Linked DNA regions of Mus musculus: regions 1 and 2 are each linked to region 3. The links are chromatin loops, found by intact Hi-C in ENCODE. Cell type or tissue: heart. All regions are shown on one strand. Region 1 overlaps Mical3 (microtubule associated monooxygenase, calponin and LIM domain containing 3). Region 2 overlaps Bid (BH3 interacting domain death agonist). Region 3 holds the start of Mical3 (microtubule associated monooxygenase, calponin and LIM domain containing 3).

What was found. Peaks named below come from ENCODE experiments on the same cell type or tissue, not always from the same donor. Only the 100,000 strongest peaks of a DNase experiment are listed, where the experiment ranks them.
Region 1: a loop joins it to region 3, with 6 times the contacts of the local background. A loop is called at or near these places in 13 of 42 quality-filtered maps.
Region 2: it touches region 3 in a loop (2.0-fold over the local background); 7 of 42 quality-filtered maps call a loop at or near these places.

Annotation. Positions count from the first base shown.
Region 1 is chr6:121,011,346-121,016,345 of GRCm38, reverse strand. All of the region lies in intron 16 of Mical3 (microtubule associated monooxygenase, calponin and LIM domain containing 3), which reads left to right. Among named protein-coding and RNA genes, the nearest start is that of Gm4651, 51 kb to the left of the region's middle. In heart, a CTCF peak has its summit at 2,412 (motif pointing left); DNase peaks (open chromatin) are centred at 1,805 and 2,405; H3K27ac peaks cover 1,043 bases.
Region 2 is chr6:120,896,234-120,901,233 of GRCm38, reverse strand. It overlaps Bid (BH3 interacting domain death agonist), which reads left to right. Exons shown (of 6, transcript NM_007544.4): 3 at 868-1,078; 4 at 3,875-4,014. Among named protein-coding and RNA genes, the nearest start is that of Bid, 18 kb to the left of the region's middle. In heart, a CTCF peak has its summit at 2,919 (motif pointing left); a DNase peak (open chromatin) is centred at 2,903.
Region 3 is chr6:121,128,285-121,133,284 of GRCm38, reverse strand. It overlaps Mical3 (microtubule associated monooxygenase, calponin and LIM domain containing 3), which reads left to right and starts at 2,263. Exons shown (of 32, transcript NM_001270475.1): 1 at 2,263-2,515. In heart, a CTCF peak has its summit at 3,033 (motif pointing right); a DNase peak (open chromatin) is centred at 3,024; H3K4me3 peaks cover 1,996 bases; H3K27ac peaks cover 1,576 bases; H3K27me3 peaks cover 2,155 bases.

The DNA.
Region 1 (5,000 bases), 120 kb after region 3:
CGTGTGGCCTCCCTGCATGGGGTTGGCTCCTCCTGATACTGACAGCCTGCTCTCTGGCTTATACAGTTTCTTCTAACCAACCCAGCCACCCATTCACGCTCCAAGCAGATGGTTAAAGCATTTGAAAGCCACCAGATACTTGTGGCTGTTGACCGCACAATCTCACATTCAGGGTGGACACACCTATACCGTATGCACACAGAATGGCTTGCTGACCTTTGAGCTGAAACCCTATAAAATAAATTTTAAAAAGCCACTTCTGAGGGCAGGATCTGTGACAGGATATTTTCATAACGAAGGTAGCCTACCTCAAAAGTAACCACTAACGACGCATCTGGTTTTCCAGGCCTTCCTCCTCCCGCCCCTGGGCCTAAGAACTGAGCCGTGCTAGCCTCTGTGACTGCCCAGTGCCTCCTCTTAATAAGGGCTCACAGCCGGGCGTGGCGCACAGCTTTAATCCCAGCACTCGGGAGGCAGAGGCAGGCGGATTTCTGAGTTCGAGGCCAGCCTGGTCTACAGAGTGAGTTCCAGGACAGTCAGGGTTACACAGAGAAACCCTGTCTCAAAAACAAACAAACAAACAAACAAACAAACAAAAAGGGCTCACAGTTTGAGCATTTGTTCTGCTCCTCAGTCACTCAGTCAGTCCCCACAGTAACTGTGGGGCAGGTCCCACCACCATCTCCAATTTGCACTCTGAGGTGTAGGGTGGAGAGGCCAAGGAGTTATGCAAGAGGACAGGTGAGCAATGTCCTGGAACCGAGCGGGAGCCAGAGGCTGGTGCTGGGCTCATGCTGCCTGTGGCAGTGTGGCATCGGCACTGGATGAGGTCAGACCCCAGACACTAGCATCCACTTCCCAAGGATGGACATCTCAAGTTACCTTGAGTGGACAGTGTGGTCCTCCTGTCCCCACAGTTGCCACCTCAGCTCACTGAGGCAGCCTTGTGCCTGTCCTAAGATTTCCCATGATCCTCTGCATTAACTGAGAGTGCCACCAGGCTCCACATACCTCTCCCCTCAGTAACCCGAGCCCCGCTCCCCTGTTCCTATTCAAGGCCTGCTCCCCACTCCAGAGTCTCCTCTGCGCTCTGTAAAGGTCCTTTGCTCATCCGGTGTCCTCTCCCCACCTTTCTTGCTGTGGAAAGCTTCCCTGCCAACCCTCCTCCCCTGAGCCTTTCACTGCACGCCTCCAATCTTATACCACTGTGCGAAACACACATCGTTCCACCTTTGTACTAACCACAGTGCTTGGCCTGTGTAGGGAGCCTCATTAGAGGCAGGTGGGCAGAAAATTGTCGCAGATCATGGAATTTGGTACCGGTGGGATTGTGGACAGCTGGTTAGGGAAGTCTCAGGCTGGGGGATATATATAAATGTGAACCCTGAATTCTTGCCTAAATCTCCCACTGTTACCGAGCTGGTCGGGATGGAGCTTAAGTTTTTATCTTGTTGCCAACAGATGTACAGGACTCTTCATGCTGACAGCCGTGGCAAGCAGGATCCCCACCTCAAGAGGGTAAAAGCATGAGCCTGTGGCACGGGGTGCTGAGAGCCCACCTTTGGGGCACGCTGTGTGGTGGGGCAGAGGGAAGGGAGCGTGGAGAAGAGCCCCTTCTCCTAGCTTTCTGCACACTTGTCACCCAGCCAAGAGCCAGAACTCTTTGCTAACAGCGTTGTCCCGCACGGTAGCATTCACGGCAGAGTGTCCATCTGCAAAGCATTCAGACTGGATGCTAACCCTGGTGCTTTCATTGTTGCAGTGGGCCGTAGAGACTTCCCATTTGTGTTCCTCTATCCCATGCCAAGACCTTATCACCTCTTCCCCTAGGGTAGCCAAAGGGCATTGGTCATCGGGGAGGAGTGGAAGAGCGGAGCCTCGGGACAGACAGGCAGTGGATGTGTCAGCCTCAGCTCCTGAAATAAAAGTACTAAGAAGAACTGAGGCTCTCGGGGGAAGAAGTCAGATAGGAAGATCAGGAAACGCAGCCCGAGGCAGGATGGGTACATAATGAAAAGCTATAGCTGATCTTTTCTAAAAAAAAAAACACAGGGATGTCTAAAATGAACTATCGTTCCATTTTTTTTTTCATTCAATGAATGTGGTGATGAAGCCCCTAGCCTACTTATTTTGTGAGGCTTTTTGCATTGTTCCCGTCCTTCCGGATCTGCACTGAGCTGATGTCTCGCAAGTTCTGGTGATTTCACAGCCGCCTCCCTCCTGCCTTTGCTCTCTGAGACCCGCACTGAGGACCAGGCAGCAAGCGGGGACACATCTCGAGACCACCAGGAAATAGGCAGCAGCACCATCTTCCCTTCCCTTGAAGGAAACTACCAGCAGGACGGGTTTAAGAGGGGAGGCTGGCCTCTGCCCCTCCCTGTCACCCGCTCTGCTGTACTGCCGCCTGGTGGGAAGTCGGTGTCCACAGCCTCTTCCTTCTTTCCAGGTCCTCCCATAGCAGAGAACAGGGTAGTGTCCTGTGTCCTGAAGCTTGCATACTTAATAAGGTTGATGGTTTTTAATAAGCAACATCTGAAAAGGGAGTGAGGAAGTTCATTGAGTGAAAGGAAGCTTGGCAGGAAACTGAGGTCCGGGACACCGGTGCCCAGCGGGGAGAGTAGGTCCCCAACAGGCACAGGATGTGCCTAAACAACACTGTCATGGGGGGACTTTTGTTTTTCCCGGACGTTGGTGTGTATAGATCCTCAGTGTGGGGCTCAGGCTAGATACCGGGGGCACCACTTCTGTTCTTTTCCAGGACTTCTCCCCGACTCCATAGCCCTGCCCATGCACACCCTCACTCTCTGTAGCTCTCCTTCACTCAGTCCCCGCACGCACTGTGACTGCTCCACATTCCAGGTGGTCAGTCGTCTCTATACTATACTCAGGGCCCAGAAGCTGTCAGACACTTGGGGCAGAGGATAGGGAAGGCTCAGATACCTGCCACGCTGCCTTATCACTGCTGTGACACTGAAATGTCAACTAAAGGGACGCAGTGGCTGTCCTTGGAGCTTGGGCAGCACCCCTATCCCTCCCACCTTGTAAAGATTGTATCCAGCATGTGGCGGGAAAACTTAAGGCTGTCTGTTATCTCATTCCCCTCTGGATCAGAGGTGCTGGCTCCCATAGCCAGCACTGAGGAAGATCCTACCCACTGTTGCTGCACCAGCTGAGGCCAGTGTCAGGAAGACAAGGGGCATTTATATCAGTCCCTGGACCGTGCCCTCCGTTTATCTGGCTCCTCTGCAAGCAGAACACCCATCCTGAACACCTAGTGCAGATAGAGCTTCCCAGAGCTCTAGCATTAGGTGGAGAAGGCCTTGGGCACTGTCCACAGGACAAGGGCACGCCCTGAACCCTGGCAGAGGACAGTGAGGGTCCCAACCCTGCCCTTCACTCTGTCAGGAGAGAACTAGCATGACTGGAGATGTCTCTGCCAAGGGAAAATCCCCGCGCAGGTCAGTGAGGGCTCTGTGAGAAGCTGGTGTTACCCACCTAGGGTGAACCCAGTAGGAACACCAAGCCAAGGTGCCCCGAGGCTTCACAGGTGCTCCCAGCTCCCGAGATGTGCTCCAGAGCCAGCATTGGGCAAGCGCGGGAAGCAGATGGGAGCTCTAGATGAAGCTCACTCGATTCTGGAAATAGGAAGACCTGCTTCTCTATTTACCATGTACATTCTACAGCTGAACAGTAAAGCCGTCTGAAACTCGGATTTCCTATCATGACTTCTAACATGTACTGTGCTCTTTTTCTCTGCCTTGTATTTTATAGCCAGAGCCTGAGCCTTCACGTCGATTTTTTGTTGACCAGTGGGAGCTCTCCCTTAGCCTCCGCTCCTCCACCCGCCCTGCCTCTCCCTCCTCTGACTCCCTCCGACAGGTAGCATGGCCTGGACTGAACAAAACCATGTTCTGCAGCCTCTGCTCGCTCCACTTTCTACAGGTGTCACCCACCTAAGGGAGCCTAGGTCTCTGCCTTTGCCTGGCTCCTCAGAAGCTCTGTGTGTGTGAGAGAGCTGCCACAGACACCCATGTTAAAGAGGCTGCCCGCTGCCTTTGAGTGTTTCACACGTCACAGCCTGTCAGAGCGAACCCGCTGTTAAGCTGTGCCCGATACTGATAGCATTTTTCAATCTTTGACCGAAGACTGCGTTTTCTTAATCACGTGCGTGCTACAGAATTTGAACCATGCCGTCACTAACTCTCCTAGTAAAATAGTGAGCACACAGCACTCCTGGTGTTTCTTGTAATCCTGTGTGGAATGAACCCTGCTTTATCCCGGGTGGCTCCGATCCAGTTCCGAGGAGTTTGTTAGGGATCGGAGAGTCAGCTGCCTTTGCCTCTGCTTCGTATTCTTAGGCAGTGTGTATATGTGTAGAAGCACTCGCATGCGTGTGGCGTACAGTGGGGTGAGCCCAGCGATTCCTACACTTTGACCCTTCTGGGAGTGGGAAGAAGAAAGCCAGCTGCTTTTCATGCCAGAAACAAACAGAACTTGACTCCATCCCTCTTGGAGTGGGGGGTGGGGTGCTTGTCCAAGTTGCTACATCACAAGAACTGAATGACAAATGCCCCTGCGCATGCAGTCCCAGGCCATGGCTCCTGAGATAGTCCCTGGTTACGAGAGAAGGATCCTGATGCACACAGTGGGGCAAGGGCTGCCGTGTGCTGGGCACTTTGTCATCTGCTCCACAGAGTGAAGAAAAGGTGACTTTCAGATCCTATGAGGGCATCTCTCACAGGAGAGCTTGGGTCTCATTTCTGCTCTCCTCTTTCCTGTGCCTGCCTGTCCCAGGCGTATGCGTCTCAAAGGCCCTGTTACTAATGGACATGATATGTGGGGTTAATGGCAGGTGAGGCCAGCCAATCCTAGGGCATCTCTTTTTTTTTTTAAGATTTATTTATTGTTATATGTAAGTATACTGTAGCTGTCTTCAGACACCCCAGAAGAGGTCATCAGATCTCATTATGGGTGGTTATGAGCCACCATGTGGTTGCTGG
Region 2 (5,000 bases), 230 kb after region 3:
TTGTATCTTATTGTAGATGTTTCTGACTTTATGACAACTGTTATGCACACAGTTGAGGGACATTAAGTGAAGCAGGTTTTGCTACTACGTTTTTTTGTACTACAGGGACTCATGGAACAGGCGTTGCTGAGTGCTCCTCCTTTTTTTTGTTTTTTGTTTTTTTCGAGACAGGATTTCTCTGTATAGCCCTGGCTGTCCTGGAACTCACTGTGTAGACCAGGCTGGCTTCGAACTCAGAAATCCGCCTGCCTCTGCCTCTGCCTCCCGAGTGCTGGGATTAAAGGCGTGCGCCACCACGCCTGGCGCTAAGTGCTCCTTCATAGTGCTCCTACCCAGGGCTGCTTTTGTACACACCATAGAACTGGCAGAGAGGCCGGTGAGCAAGACCCTCCCTGCTGCCTCTGATAGTGCACATGTCCCCCTGAAAGGCACAGGCAGAGTCGGACCTGGGTCCCTGCTTCCTAGAGTTTATCAGGCATCCTGTGTCTGCTCATGAGGGAGTGAGGGGAAAGAGGAACCGCTTGCTGCTAGGAGCACAGCCCGTACAGTCAGGCTCAGCCCTGAACGGAAACATGGATGGAACTGAAGTAATGACATTTGCCTGCCACCCCAGTGTCCCTGAGACCTTCCCTCGAAGCAGCTTCCCCAGTGGGTGTCTTCAGGAGGGGATCTGTAGAAGGTGGCTCGATAGCCCCTTGGTGTCTTCTGTTTGGCAAGCACACCACAGCCTGTTTCTCTGCCCCTGGGCCTCTCACTAGGGCATTTAGATCCTCCGAGTTATTGGTTGTCACAGGCCATTGTGACTCGGGTCCAACTGTGCTCTGACCCAGGCTCCCGTGAGCCTTCCTGACTCCCCTTCCACCTTAGGTCAGCAACGGTTCCGGCCTGGGGGCCGAGCACATCACAGACCTGCTGGTGTTCGGCTTTCTCCAAAGCTCTGGCTGTACTCGCCAAGAGCTGGAGGTGCTGGGTCGGGAACTGCCTGTGCAAGCTTACTGGGAGGCAGACCTCGAAGACGAGCTGCAGACAGATGGCAGCCAGGCCAGCCGCTCCTTCAACCAAGGAAGAATAGAGCCAGGTAGGTCCTGGCCTTGTCCACCTCATCCCAAATGTAGCCTTTACTGACCCCCAAAAGCTACAAGGGCTTTTGGAGCTCAGTCTCTAACCTTACATTGTCAGGCTGGTGTGTGTGTGCATGTCATGTGACTCCTGTCTTATGATCTGCATGTGACTGCCCCCAGTAATGTCCAGTTCATATGACATCGCCTGTATCAGGACAACTAATTAGAAAGTTCTTCCTTCTGATGAGTCCTGAGTTCTCTTCAGGTCTGGACCTGAGGATCCTCTCTGGACCAATATTTAAAACATGGTTTTTAAAACATATGTCCCAAACAGTTATAGTACAGCCAAAGTATGGAAATTGATTGTCTAGTTTAGGCTTCATTGCTGTGAAAAGACACCATGACCAAGGCAACTGTTTTTTGAGGGGGAGGGGGCTTCGAGACAGGGTGTCTCTGTGTAGCCCTGGCTATCCTGGAACTCACTCTGTAGACCAGGCTGGCCTCGAACTCAGAGATCCGCCTGCCTCTGCCTCCCATGTGCTGGCTAGGTTTTTTATTTTATTATTTTTTTTTATTTCTTAGTTCTTTCCTGCAACTATCAAGTCATTCAGAAAAGAGGAGTCAAGAGAGGGGATGAGGTACATTTGAAATAAAAAACTATAATGATGATTGGTCCTGCTTCTGCCTCCCTAGTGCTGGGATTAAAGGTGTGCGCCACCACGCCCAGCCCAAGGCAATTCTTATAAAGGACAAATTGGGTTGAGGCTGGCTTACAAGTTCAGAAGGTCAGTCCATTAACATCATGGCAGGAAGCATGGCAGCGTCCAGGTAGGATGGTGCTGGAGGAAGAGCTGAGAGCTCTGCATCTTGATCCAGCTGTCATCTTCCGGGCTGCTAGGAGGAGGGTCTGAAAGCCCACACCCACACTTCTTCCAACAAGGACACACTTCCTATCAGTGCCACTATCTGGGCCAAGCATGTTCAAGCCACCATGCTGGTCAAGATGTTATAACCCAGAAGTGCCATCAGCTTCAGCTTGTGGAGTTTTGGAAAGTAGCAAGGCAGAGTCCTTCGTCCTGCCATTCAGATCTGGGAGGTCTGGGACATTGCTAGTCTGGTCATGGCTGCCAGGTAAGCATCCTTCAATAGCCACACAGCACCTCATTTGTGTAGGCTAGCTGAACTTTCAATCCAGTGAAAACTCCTGCCGTTAGAGTCATTTTGCCTCCTAAATGAAACTTTAACATATGTGACTTGCTATTACCTAAAGAGATGACCGAGTATTGAAGTATCCTGACCCTCATTTCCAGATAAGGAAACTGAGGCACAGCAGAGAAATGGCTGACCTCAGATCAAACTGCCCATGCAGCAGGAGCAAGGCTCAACCAAGCTGCTCCTTCATCAGTGCAGTCACCTCCTGCTAAGCCTGTGTCACTCGGCTGCTCCTAGCCTTCACCTGTCCCCTGTCCCCTGTCCCCATGCTGTGTTTACAGCAACTGAGGAGACCTCCCTAAAGGCTGAGGTGCAGCGAGTGCTCAGAGCGCTGTGGGCAGCATGCAGGTGGGCATCACTGAGAAGTTCTTCAGAGTGTACAGGCCTGGCTCGGGCTCTGCTCCTCCAGCACGTTCTGGAGCTGCATGATTTTTTTTAAAATGCTTGTCTGTCTGTCTGTCTGTCTGTCTGAGTATGGGGTATGCACATGCCCTAGCATATGTATGGAGTCAGAGCTGGCTGTTTTCCTTCCACCATGTGTGTCCTGGGATCAAACTCAGGTCAGGATACTTCAGGACTCTAAGCACTGCTGCCCCCGATCTTGGACACAGAGGCTTCACTGCCCTCTAGTGGTTGCAAGGGAGACCAGCAGCTAGTTTGGCTTCCCTACCCCCCTCTGGCTAGTTTATTTCTTTTGAGACAGGGCCTTACCCTGCCTAGCCTGAAATTTGTTGTGTTGACCAGGCTAATCATGAACTCCCAGAACTCTGCCTGCTTCTGCCAAATGTGGTTCATTTTTCAAATGCCCTGAAGTGGTATCTTGAGTAGGCTGGGATGTGACAGGTATTCTCTACAAGCTGGGTTTTACCATAGCCTTGTCTCCGAAGCCCACCAGTGAGCCAGCCAGCCAGGCCAAAACTGAAGAGAAGCGCCAGGCAGTCCAGGAAAGGCTCAGGAAGTTCAGGGCAGCGGGAGGAGGCTCTGGCTGTGCGCAGGTGTCTGTCACTCTGTGCCATACCCGCTTCTTTCTGCATCAGTCCATGCCAGACTTCAAAGCCTGGCTTAAGTCACGAGACTGGGGATGACGAGGCTTTGCAGACGATCGATCGGCTGCAGATTGGGAGCAGGGCAAAGTAGTGGCTTCAGCAAGCCAGTGAGCAGCTGAGTCTGCCTAGAACACTCGGCGAGTAGTGGATTTAAATCACAGGGAACCGGAAGCCATGCAGTTACTGTCACCTAAGCAGAAGCAGTGAGCACCAGAGAGGCCTTGAGGAGAGCAATGTGGTGACCATGTGACAGGCATGGACTGAGGGAGGGCCTGGAGTACCGCTGAATGCTGAAGCAGTTGCCCACTGCATTAAAGCAGCAGTGACACAGGCAGGACACAGGACAGGAGCACCCCCAACCCCCCAGCCCCCGCAGCAGCAAGCATATAATCTGGGACAGGCCTGCTTCTCCAGCCAGGTTCTGCTACCCAGGCCTTCCCTGCACCCGGGGAGGGGCGGCACTCATGGTCCTCACTAGGGCAGGTGCGGAGGTAGGAAGTGGCCTGAAGCTGTTGACAGAACCATTGCTGAGTCTTGTATTTGTTGCCTAAACAGATTCTGAAAGTCAGGAAGAAATCATCCACAACATTGCCAGACATCTCGCCCAAATAGGCGATGAGATGGACCACAACATCCAGCCCACACTGGTGAGACAGCTAGCCGCACAGTTCATGAATGGCAGCCTGTCGGAGGAAGTAAGTATGACTCTGGTCTGGGAGCCCCTCTTATGGGACATTTCGGAAGTGTGGGACATTTTTCCTTGTCGAACCAGTCTTTCCCAGGAAGTAAACCCTGTCCTTGACTGCCCGTCAGCATGGTCTCTCCAAAGAATTTAGTCAGAGTACAGAGCTTAGGAGTCAGGCCTCCAGGAAGATCCCTGAAGTACCTGATCTGTACAGATACTCAGTCTTCTCTTGTGGCGAACTCCATGTCGTTCCCCCAGGGTGAGCATCTGCTGGGCTGTGTGGTTAGAATCAGCACATGGAAACCGATACAAGTCCACCTCTTGCTGGGTATACGGTGAAGGACCCAAAGCTCGTTCCTCAGCACCGGGTCCTTCCTAAAGCAGAGGTGGAGGGGTGGTGGGGAGAGGGGAGAGAGAGAAACCAAACCCCGGGGCTGTGAAGTACCTGCCCAAGGAAGAAGATTCTGTTCTTAGGACTTCCAGCAGCTGAAATCGTGGCTGCCCTCACCATCTAGATTCATTGTGCCTACATACAGCCTGTCTTTGCTGGCACTCTCTCTACCTGCCACTCTCCAGTGGCTGTCAAAGACACACACATTTGTCAACAGCCTTGGGCTCCTCCTATGGGGTAGATTCTTTAATGTGAGCCACAGAACCTGAAGCTCACTTTCCACCCCACCTTGTTTTTTTGTTTTTTGTTTTTTTGTTTTTTTTTTGAGGCAGGGTTTCTCTGTATAGCCCTGGCTGTCCTGGAACTCACTTTGTAGACCAGGCTGGCCTTGAACTCAGAAATCCGCCTGCCTCTGCCTCCCAAGTGCTGGGATTAAAGGCCTGCACTCCCCTCCCCATTTTTTAAAGAGTTAACGTTACCTGTTTCTGCGTGCACCTCATGTGTGAGTACATGAGCATGCTTGCAGGTACATGCATTGCCATCAGATCCCCTGGAGCTGAAGTTTCAGGCCATTGTGAGCTGTTGCCTATAGGTGCTGGGAACTG
Region 3 (5,000 bases):
CTTAAGTTTGAGACCAGCCTGGGCTACCCAGACTCTGACTTTAAAAGAAGGAAAAAGCCAGAAGGTGGTGGTACATGCCTTTAATCCCAGCACTCGGGAGGCAGAGGCAGGAGATATCTGCGAATTTGAGGCCAGCCTGGTCTACAGAGTGAGTTCCAGGACAGCCAGGGCTGTGTGGAGAGACTCCCAGAACAAAATAAAGATCATTTATCTACATTGGCATTCCATCCAGCTGATGGAATTCCAGGAGCTTTTAATGAATTAAAAGCTGCATTAGCCTGAAGAAGCCAGCCAAGCTTCTAACTGGTTGGAAAATAATTACAGGCACAGTAAGGCAGGAAGCCACGTAGGCAATACTATTACCGCTCACTCACCAGGTTTGTTTCTGCCAGCCTGTGGTCTGTATATGAGAACGTGTGGAACAGGTGCCATATGCCCAAAACAGCCCAGAAGCAGGCCTGGGAGATGGGAGCATTTAATAGGGAATGCTCTTGTCGGTGTGTATAAAATCATAGAGGAATTTTCAAAAGAGCCATGCTGGATGGAAAATGGATGGGGCTGGGTTATCCCAGGAGATCTCTAAGCATCACCACGATGCAGGATCTTATAGTTAATGATCATGGAAGTTAGCCAGCTTTTGTGGACTACCGCTTTTGATCTATGTTTAATTCATTAATTTTATTTATTTTGTGGGGGAGTATTAGGAGTACTCTGACCTCCTAATGGAACTTGGGGTTCCATTCTCTCCTACCATGTGGGTTCTAGAAACCAAAATCAGGTTGTCAGTCTGAGCAGTAAGTACCTTTCTTTGCTGAGTCCTCATTGCCCCCTTGAATCTCTCTCTCTCTCTCTCTCTCTCTCTCTCTCTCTCTCATGTGTGTATGTATATATGAGTGTTTCTCCTGCATGCATATCTGTGCACTAGGTACATGCCATTGTCCATGACGTCTAGAAGAGGGTATTGGAACCCCTGGAGCTGGCGTTACAGATGGTGGTTAACTACCGTGTAGGTGCTAGGGATCAAGCCTAGATTTTTGGAAGAGCAGTCAATGCTCTTAACCACTGAGCCTTTGCTTCAGTCCTTTAACCTTCTGTTTCCTTTTATTTTGTTTCGTTTGGAGACAGTGTCTCACTATTAAGCTCCAACTGTCATAGAACTCACTCTGTAGACCAGGCTGGCCTCAAACTCACAGAGATACACCTGCTTCTGTCTCCCAAGTGCTGGGATTAAAGGTGTGCACCATTACATCTGGCTTAATCTGTTCTTGAAGTACACTTTTTTTTTTGTCCAATTTCTTTTTAACTTTTTGTTTTTGCTTTTCTGTTTCCCTCATTGTTGGATACAGAACTCTTACATAGTGAATAAGAACCCCATGTCCTGAGTTGCTTCCCCAGTTCTTCACTGAAAAAATTTTTCTCTCTAGTATTTTAGTGTTGTTTTTGTTTGTTTGAGGGTCAGGAGTTCAAAGTCACCCTTAACTATTAATATACAGTTCAAAGCCAGCCTTCCATATTTAATGAGACTCTTGCCTTTTAAAAAGGAAAGAATAAAAAGAAATAAAATTGTTTTCCAGAATAATTATATTGTTAAGGTGTTAATCTTTCAGGGTTTAGAATTTAGAGATATTTTATCACTTAGGATTATGGCCTTTGGATTGAGTCTTTGGGGATCAAAGCCTGCGTTCACGATCAAAATTAACATTGTAACAAGAACAACTTAATTTGATAAGCATTTTCTAAGACAACTTTGTATCTTTGATCCTAGGGCTCAAAGAGGTTAAATGACCCTCCCATTAGCATCCTTTGCTTGGTCCCTTCTCTAGCTCCCCGGAGCTCGCCCGCGGCTGGCACCCGCTGGGAGTTCTGTTTTCAAGAGCAAGCCTAGCAAACATTCTGTTCTGTGTGCAGCGGGATCCTCTGGGGCAGGGCGCCTGGGATAGTGCTGGAATTTCTAATCCTTATGATGTTCCTGTGTGTGTTGACTGGGGAGGGAAAAGAGGAGAAAAAGGATAGCAGGGGTAGTTCGGGTTTGGATTTAGGTTTGAGTCGAAAGAACGATTTATCTGTGCTGGAACTTCATTTCATTTGGGTCACTTGAGGCTCAACCGATGCCCAGGAGAGAGGCCAACGCATCATCGCTTATCCGTTACCTTTCCTCCACAGCCTTCCCCAGCCACCAGGGTAGGCGCCTGCTCCTGGTTACCGTGGCAACCGCGAGGAGCCCTAGACAGCTCTGCTACGGCACTTTCTGCAGCCCTAGCTGAGATGCAGCGGTGAGGGAGGACAGACAGAGGCAGACCCCGGGTTCTTCGTTCCTTCTTCGCTGCTCCGATGAAAGAAGTGTGCCTCGGGGCTTCTGAGTGAGAACCTTTGATGGGATTCTAGCTGGAAGGTGGAGTCACCACACTCAGGATGCATGCAGCCACAACAGCAGCACCTGTGTCCTGAGGACCAGCCAATCTGGGGAGGCAAGCTCTCACCGGCGAGGAAGATGCGGGTGTGAAGCCCCAAGTCCGTAAGTACCACCAAATCTCCCCTTGGGTGAGCAAACCCCTTAAAGAAAAAGGTTCTGTGTCTTGATTGACGCCTTTAAAAATATTTATCACATCTTTCAATTGTTTATGCCTTGCTTTGCCTTTCTGACATATGTGGGATTCTTGGAACAATTCTGTCTGCCTTTAAACGCATGGCTCTCTTAAGCAGTGGGAGCTACACCCGGGTATCCTTGTCTCCTTTACCGCACAACGCCCCATCAGCGGATACCGTGCACCATAAGCACACGCCCCAAAGACTGAGAAACACAGCGCTCAGTTTCTTAGCCAATACCGTCCAATTTTCTTTATTCTTTAACACCCCCCCACAACCCCCACCAAAGAAATAACATCCCTAGGCAAGCCAGTGGTATGCCAGTCGGAGGACTGCCCGGGGATCCTCACGACACCGTGTCCTTCCTGCAAGCTCAATGTGAATCCATTAGCTCATCCACAGGCGACAATTGTTACACTCGGAGGGACATTCATTTCGGTCCAGTAGAGGGCGCCGGCGCTCGCCTCCACAACCGGGTAAACAGGCCAGAGATGCCATCCCCACAAGCACAGGCATGCACGTGCCCCTGGCTGCGGAGGACTCGGCGCAAGTCAGCCTCTGTCGAGCGTTAACAAAGGGATGGTTATGTTGGTTCCCCTCTGGAAGTCAATGGAAGGGCGAAAAGAGACTTTCGGAGCACTGCGTTTGTTTCAGAACCGAGGGAGCATGTTTCCAGGGCAAAGTACTTTCTGTATATTCGTCAGGTCCTCTCCCCCCCCCACCCCCACCCCCGTCAACCCCTCCTCTCCCACCTCCCACCCCCAATCTATTCTTGCCTAGCCATGGCACTAGGACGAAGTGTTTAGAATGTATCGCGTTGGAAAGACAGGAGAAAAGGGGGAGAGACCTAGATGGAATGAGCGATAAAGGGACGGCTGCACTGCTGGCCCCTGCAGTAGTCCGCCCTAGCTACTGGGGTCTTCCCAAGTGATTCTAAAGCACCGAGGTTGCCCGCCACCATTCTAATCAGGATGACGTATACAGGTGAACTCCGTACGCTGCTGCTGGAGGGCGGGGTATATTGTTTTTGTGATGCGCGACTAGCCGCTGTGTGGAAGAAAGCATGCAGGAGCCGAGGCTGGACCTCGGCAGGCAGGACCTCTGACTACCTGAAGCAGCTGAGGGCGAGAGGGATGTTTCGAAGCAGAGAGGGCGCGCCTCTCTCAGAATGGGCTCCTTCTCTGAAGAAATGTTCTGACCTATATTCCAGACCAAGGAGAAAAGGAAATGTGAGCCTCTGCGGGACTGCAGAGGGAAAACTGCGGGTTCCTGTAGAAATGGGGTCCGTGTCTGTGTGCTTAGCAGAGTCACACATAACTGTCCCACTCTTCAGCCGCAAGAAGCATGGCTGCTGGAAAGAGGTGGATGGAACACGGTGATTCACGCCTGGAACCCCAGCATTTGGGAGGTGGTCACAAAGGATCACAGGTTGAAGGCCACACAGCTATAGAGCAAGTTTGAGGCTAGCCTGGTCTATATTAGATCTTGAGGAAAGAAGAGAGTGAAAGAAAGAGAAGGCAAGAATATGGTAGGCATTAGAACAAAGGAAAAAAAGCAAACAATTTGACCTAGAAATTATAGTCTTAATCCTTTTCAAGACTGAATTCATTATGGCTTTAAAGCCCTCCTACACCGAAAGGGAAATAGTAAAAATTTCCATTTTCCGAGAACTGGATAACTAGGGTAGCATTCTCTTCACAAATACACTCATAGACCAGGAAGCAAAGGGCTTCTAAACTTTGCATTCTAAAGCTATCTCATAAATATTCATAAGTCATAAATGCTGGGAAGCAGGTGGGAGGCAGAAACTGCGCAGCAAGTTCCCCAAAGGCTGCTGTGCTCACAGAAATTAGGTAAGGCCTCACACTCCAGGCCTGAGAAGTCAGAGCCAGCCTACAAGGTCAGGGCAGCGGGTGGGGCATGCCCATAAGCCCAGCACTTGAGGGGTAGTGGCGGGAAGATCTGGAGCCATTCTCCACTCTATGTTGGGTTCTGGGCCAGCCTAGGCTACATAAGATTCTCATAAACTAAAAACTAAAACTATGACGTGTGAGCTGGTGCTAGGACTTTTTTCCCCCATCACAGCTTTCTAGGGCATTCTCATTAATTTTGATTAGATTGAGAAAGGGTTAAAGTCTTGGGGGTAGGGGCGGAAAATGACAGACAGTGCTGCCTATTCCGAAAGCCTGGCTCCCGTCATTCACTTCATAAATTGGAAAGAGAATTAAGTGACCACATAAAGAGCACCCACCCACCCGGCTGGGATCACAAGGCCTCCTATGCCAGGCTAAGGGGGGTGGGGCAGGAGGATACTCACACAGAATGGCCACAGCTCTCCCACGTACTGTACCATATTACTCTGTCTCCACATTCCCAGTGAGTGACTTGGACAAACTTCTCCTTGTGCTTGCTTA